Linked DNA regions of Mus musculus: region 1 is linked to region 2. The links are chromatin contacts, found by Hi-C or POLR2A ChIA-PET in ENCODE. All regions are on one chromosome and are shown on one strand. The core of a region is the stretch at or near the end of the contact, and the rest is flanking DNA. Distances in the headings are between cores, read along the strand shown.

Region 1 (3,320 bases), core at 443-2,942, 260 kb before region 2:
TTGTGGTTGCCAGGCAGTGATTGTGCACACCTTTAATCCCAGCACTTGGGAGGCAGAGGTAGGCAGATTTCTGAGTTCAAGGCCACCTTGGTCTACAGAGTGTGTCCCAGGACAGCCAGGGCTACACAGAGAAACCTTGTCTCGAAAAACCACAAAAAAAAAAAAAAAAAAAAGAATTCTTGTGACTAGTTGGGCAGTGGAGGTACATGCCTTTAATCCCAGAACCCAGAAGGCAGAGTTTCTGGACAACCAGAACCACACAAAGAACCCCAGGCTGGCCTCAAATATGCAGCAACCCTCCTGTCTCTGCCTCCCAAGTGCTGGGATTATAAATATGGTCCAGCATGAACAGCTTTAAATTCTCATCTTTTAAAATGAGGTTTAGGAGCTGGAGAGTTGACACACTCACTGATCTTGTAGAGAACCCACACTCAATTCTCAGGATCTATATAGCAGCTCACACGGTAACTCCTCCAGGACCAAGTTGCACATGCATAAATATGTAGGCAAAACACTCATACACATAAAAATAAGTCTTTAAAACTATTTCATTAGAGCTGGGCGTGGTGGCGCACGCCTTTAATCCCAGCACTCGGGAGGCAGAGGCAGTCGGATTTCTGAGTTCGAGGCCAGCCTGGTCTACAGAGTGAGTTCCAGAACAGCCAGGGCCCTCTACACAGAGAAACCCTGTCTCGAAACAAACAAACAAACAAACAAACAAATAAGCAAACCAAAACTATTTCATTAAAAAAGGACTTATTTTGGAAGGTTGTTAATCTTTCACTACATTACATTACATTACACATGGTCAGCCTTCATTAGATACTAACAGTTATTTTTAGTGAAGCAGCAATATTGGGAAACTGGCATGTTAACTGAGGATTGCTAGACAGTTGATTTTGTTTGTCATTTATTTATTTATTTGTTAATTATTTTCTGAGACAAGGTCTCTTTGTGTATTCCTGGCTGTCCAGGAACTTGCTCTGTAGACTAGGCTGGTCCAAACTCAAGAGTTAGGCCTGCCTCTGACTCCAGAGTGCTGGGATTAAACCTGTCTGCCATCACCGCTTGGCTGTTTTTTTTTTTTTTTTTTTTGGTTTTTTTTTTTAAAGAGACAGAGTTCCACGTATTAGAGGCTGGTCTTGAATTCCTCCTGATGGTGTTGTGGCTAACTTCCAAGAGCTGAGATTACAGGCTCTCTTCCTTTCTTTCTTTCTCTCTCTCTCTCTCTCTTTCTTTCTTTTTTTTTTTTTTTTTGAGACAGGGTTTCTCTGTGTAGCCCTGGCTGTTCTGGAACTCTGTAGACCAGGCTGGCCTCGAACTCAAAAATCCGCCTGCCTCTGCCTCCCGAGTGCTGGGATTAAAGGCGTGCGCCACCACGCCCGGCTGAACTGATGTTTCTTAAACACTCCTTGGAGACGGGTGAAGAAGTAGGAACCGGGAGGAAAGACTTTGGATTCCTTGCTGACGAGATAAGATTTGGTCAGGAACGTTAAGAGTAGCCAGACTTGAAGCTCAAATAAAGACTTACGCACCTAGGAGACTGACTACCTTGTGCCTACTTCCCCTTGGTTCTCCTAGTCCGGCAGGGTCACTTCCGGGAGGAGGCGGGGGAAACAAGAGGAGGCGTGCCGGGAAGGAGGCAGTTTGTGGTGCACCAGGCGGAAGTGTGCCAAAGTCTACGGACGGCCACTTCCGGCCCGGGGAAGCCCTGCTTCGGCTCGCTGCGTGGTTCGTGTCATGCGGAGGTAGGCCTCTGCGAGCAAGGCGGGAGGTGCAGAAGCCAGAACCCGTGTCCGGACTCGAGAGTCTGCGATTCTGGCGGGAAGACAAGACAAAAAGGAGGCAGGAACCTGAAAGCGACCTCTCCGCTGTTTCCGAGGGGGCAACTTCCACGAGGAACCCCCCTTCCCTGGTAACGGCCAGAAAGGAGGAGATGGCGCCAGTCAGGGAGCGGCTGTGGCCGAGACAGTGAGGACGCTTGAAGGCAGAGCAAGCGGAAGCCTAGGGAGGAGTATCGGGCTCTTTGCTGTCATCGCCGCCGCTCCCGCCAGCATGGAGGGAGCCAAGCCAACCTTGCAGCTCGTGTACCAGGCGGTGCAAGCGCTTTACCACGACCCGGATCCCAGCGGAAAGGAGCGCGCCTCGTTTTGGCTTGGGGAGCTGCAGCGTTCGGTGAGGTTCGGGGAGAGTCCGTTCTGAGCCGCGCGGGACCAGGGCCGAGTGGGATGGGATGGTTCTCCGCTTGAGTGGAGCGCTTGGCAGTGGGAGATCCTCTTTCCGAAGGAGCTGGTGCCGCGGGGTGGGGCTGAGCAGCCACAGATGTGCTGCCTTTCGGAAACCAGTGGCAACTGATTGGTCACGAACGGGCCCTTTCCCTCGTCTGTGGAATCCGTTTTGTAGTTCTGTACGTCTCGCTTGTGGTCTGGCTCTCCTTTAAGTGCTTTTGGTACACCTTCCGTATTCAAGAGTTGCATCTGGCAATACCTTCCCTTTGGCAGCCTTACTCACCCCTCAGTGTCCCTTGCCGATTTTCATTCGTGTTATTCTCGAAATTTCTCAGGCTTCTAGATTCGTGTTCGTACAAATTTTCTCCTCTCATTGGAGTGCAACGTAATATAAAGAAAAATTAGTTATGGTTTCAGGAAATCTTTGTAGTTCTTTTGTTTTATATCAGATTCCTACTGTATTTCTTCTGCCTGTACGTTTTTATTTGTAAGATGGCTATCATAGCTATATTAATTAGTCCATATTTTTGTGAGCATGTGGTGGAGTGTGTGTTGTATCTATCGTATTTCCACATGTTAAATTTTTGGGCTCATGTTTTTTCATTTTTTGACTCACACTTTGTATTTTCTTCCATGATTTTTCACACTCACCTTTGCTATGTTTTTATTTTTTATGAATTTTAATAGCTTGTGATTTTGCTGACAGTGTTTAGGTTTTAGTCTATGAACTGTGAAATTCTTTGAAAACTAAGGAGCCTCTTAACAGACTAAGTACCTACTTTCTTTTTCTTTTCCTTGTGTTTGGTGCTGGGGATCCAGTCCTGCCTACATCTCTAGCTCTCTCTCTCTCTCTTCACCCTTTATTCATTATTTCATTTTATACTCACAAACATGAAATGCTTGCTCTCCCTTTTCTGTTTAACTCATAACTGATGTTTAATGGTGCTGTATCTTCTTAAATAAGCCCCTAGGTTGCAAGTACATAATTAAAAAAAAATATTTGCCACTTTAACTCTGATGGTTGCATGTAAATGTGACACTCAAGTTCTTGTTTATATTGTGGGAAGACAAATAAAATTTTGCTGGGTGTGG
Region 2 (3,361 bases), core at 137-2,636:
CTATATGAATGGCGCCCAACCATGATTGAGAATGACATTGAGAAGAATACACACATACTTTATATTTTTTATGAGCTCATGATTCCTTTTGAATCTTCAAAATATCCTGTTGGAGACCCCTGAAACACTGCCAAACTCATAGTCGGACCAGACAGACATAGTAATAGTAATAGGTATCTTACACACAAGTAATAGGTTCTCTCTGGTCCCACATTTGGACAGAAGAACACAAGTTCTTTAGCAGTGACTATTGCTCGATACTTAAATCTAACTGAATGAGGTCAAATATATACTTCTCCTGGGTCAGCTTTCAGGTATAGCAAAGAATAATTATCAGCCACTCCAGGTCACTCTACCTTCATGTTAAATTAAACTGGAGCGCTATCATTCCCAACTTATTAATGCTGACTTGATGGTTCATGACAGGAAGTGAATGCAATTCTTAAAAAACCCTGTTCCAAGGCTTTGAACGCTTAGGAATTTCGATCAAAGAACCAAAAGTCTTAGCAGATCCACTGATCTTTCCCACTCATGCAAAAGGAACTTTACAAAATGCAAACCACTCTTAATTACAGCAACTATCGCGAATTAAAATTAAGCTCACTTCTGTATACAGCATATCAAAAATCAGAACACTTGGGAATGACAAGCAAAAAACCCGTGATTACTTAAAGGTAATTAACTCCCTAATTAACACGTGAAAACTATTTCCATTAATGACAATATCCAGCCAAACATAGAAAACTGCGACGTTCTTTTCTAATTAACAAGAAGTTTTAAAAATAATGACATTATGTTTTCAATCGTTTTGTTCTCCATGTTCCTACACCCTGTAAGACAGCTAACACTTTCTTTCTTGGCACTTGCAACTCAATTCTCGGGATGTGGCCTTGGGGCGGGGTGGCAGCTCCCAAGAGTCCGGCGAGGTGGCAGGGAGCGGATACTAAAACTCTCTACCCAATTCTCTCCGACCTTCAGGAAACAAACAAAAGTGACCCTCTAGTCCCAGGGACACTGAGTGGAGGAACCCGGGGAGGAGATCAAGGACGCGCGAAACCAGGCACAAAAACGGTGCCCAGGAGGGCGCAGGGCCCGGGAGCTACAACCCTTTCCGCAGAGCTGCGGGACAGCAAGTCGGGGACCGCACTCTGAGGGCCAGAGTGGAGCCTCGGGCCCATCCCGGTGCACTGAGACCGGAGTGAGGACACCCACTACGAATGGGGAACAGGGCCGACGGACAGAATAAGAGCGAACCAGGACCCACCCAGCACCACAGAACTTACCTTTCCCGGGAGCTCCACGCCGCAGGATACCGTGGCTGCGGCTCACCCAGGGAGTGAGCTCCCGCGCACAAGCACCGCCCAACCGGAAGTGGTTAATGGCCCCGCCCCCATCCGACTTGTCGGGGGTCTTCACACCAATCCCCGGCACGATCACTGCTGACGTATGGCTTCTTCGTACGGCCATTGGTCTCACAATCGCGTGGCCGGGATTGGCTGGAAATCGCCACGTCCCCGCGAGCGCGCCGAGTTGCGTGGACCGGATTCCCGCCCAGCTCGGGTTGCCCAGCCCGTGGGGACTCTGAGTCCCAGCTCCTTGCTCTTGGGTGTGTGGGCGCGGCTCGCTGACCTTGGCCCACTGACCGCAACGACCTCATTTACGGCAGGCAACCCTGATTCCCTAGGCTTCTAGTGTAATTCCGATGGCTTTCTTCCTGCCTCCAAGCCCCTGGGGCCGGAATAGTCCCGCTGTAACGTCACCACCCACTGCGAATGAGCCCAACTTCTGGCTCTAGAGTCAGATCTACTGAGCAGCTCTCCGCCCCGCCAACACGCACCTTTCAGCTTCGATTCTCACCCACCATGCTCTTTCGCATCTCTGCCTAAACCATCATGATCCCGGCCTCCCCTAACAGCCTTACAGCCTTACATTTTACACCCATGTGGTCTTTGTCCACAAAGCGGCTTCCTCTGCCTGAAGTATGTTTTCTCGATTTTTCAGCTACTGAAAGCCATCAGTCATGAAACAGGTTGTCATCCTGGAATGTCTTAGGGGAAGCTGTAGTCGTGAAGTTGCCAGTGCTCAGTTAAGGTGTTAGTTTTAGGAATCTTTCCTGGTCAGTAAACAGATAATACGCATGTGCTTTCCTGGCAGTTTGCATTTTCAGTACGCAGCCAGATATTGTTTAATAACGGTGCTTGTCCTTATGTCTTCGATTAGACCAAGTGCCAAAATAAGATCTGCCTGACTTACACATCAGGAGCTCCCAGCTTACAGCCCAGGTCCAAGGAAATTCTCAGCAATACTAAGTGAACTGAATAGAAGAAACTGAATGGAAGAAACCCGTTGCGTTGAAGGCCCCTGATTTAAAAGAAACATAGGAAATTAGCAATTTGTTTTTTTGTTTGTTTGTTTGGAGGGGCGGGGGACAGGAGAGTTTGAACCCAGACTCTGTGCAGGATTCTAGTTGTCCATTCTACCACTGAACTATATAACCTTAGTAAACCCATCACCTACTCAATGCCATGAAATTAAAACATGTATTCATTGAGAGCTACTTTATTTTCTTTCTTTTTTTTAAAGATTTATTTATTATTATATGTAAATACACTGTAGCTGTCTTCAGACACTCCAGAAGAGGGAGTCAGATCTTGTTATGGATGATTGTGAGCCACCATGTGGTTGCTGGGATTTGAACTCTGGACCTTCGGAAGAGCAGTCGGGTGCTCTTACCCACTGAGCCATCTCACCAGCCTGAGAGCTACTTTATTTTCAACATGTATGAAATGAATAGCAAAGCCTCTAGAATTTAAGTCCAGTCAAAACAAAGACTAAGTTCATGAAAGACAATAAAGCAAATCAGTTTGCCCTAAGACAAGGAAAGTGTGCAATTACTGTTTGGAACATCCAAACCACCAACTCAAAATACAACTCTCATCTCAAAGAAAGTTTATTATGGAGCCAAATGTGAGTGACCATGACTAGGAACCCAGATTTCATGTACCAATGTAGTAACAGTTTGATGAAGTTTTTATAGTAATAGAACAAAGAAAATTACTTTTCAATTACGTTGATGGAAACATCAGAGAATGGGTTATAGCAAAGTGAAAAAAAACCTTCCGTATAACCCTCAGATAAATTATCTGATGATGCGCTTAGCTCTTGAGTTGTGAAAGCTAGTGGTCTGCTAAGCCATACATTCCAAAGGAAATTAGTGTTTTGTTTCTACAGTCCACATGACTTGCCTAATAAAGCTGTTAGGTCAGTTACAGAGAAGTAAAAGGTTCTTAAATAAATCGATATTAAGAAGGTTAAATATGTTCCAAAATAATTTGGCTATGTACTAGCAATGTTCTGACTT

Evidence for each region. Hi-C counts contacts between places; a loop is a spot of excess contacts on that map. ChIA-PET counts read pairs that join two places held with the same protein, here RNA polymerase II (POLR2A).
Region 1: a map of gastrocnemius shows a loop between it and region 2 (4-fold over the local background). The contact joins the promoter of Tnpo3 here to the promoter of Calu in region 2. A Hi-C loop is called at or near these places in 1 of 37 maps with a recorded cell type or tissue (gastrocnemius). POLR2A ChIA-PET finds 5 or more read pairs at or near these places in 1 of 5 experiments (embryonic stem cell).

What each region holds. Positions count from the first base shown.
Region 1 is chr6:29,608,221-29,611,540 of GRCm38, reverse strand. Tnpo3 (transportin 3) reads left to right here and starts at 1,692. Exons shown (of 23, transcript NM_177296.5): 1 at 1,692-2,175. The coding sequence starts at 2,056.
Region 2 is chr6:29,346,131-29,349,491 of GRCm38, reverse strand. Calu (calumenin) reads right to left here and starts at 1,386. Exons shown (of 7, transcript NM_007594.4): 1 at 1,284-1,386.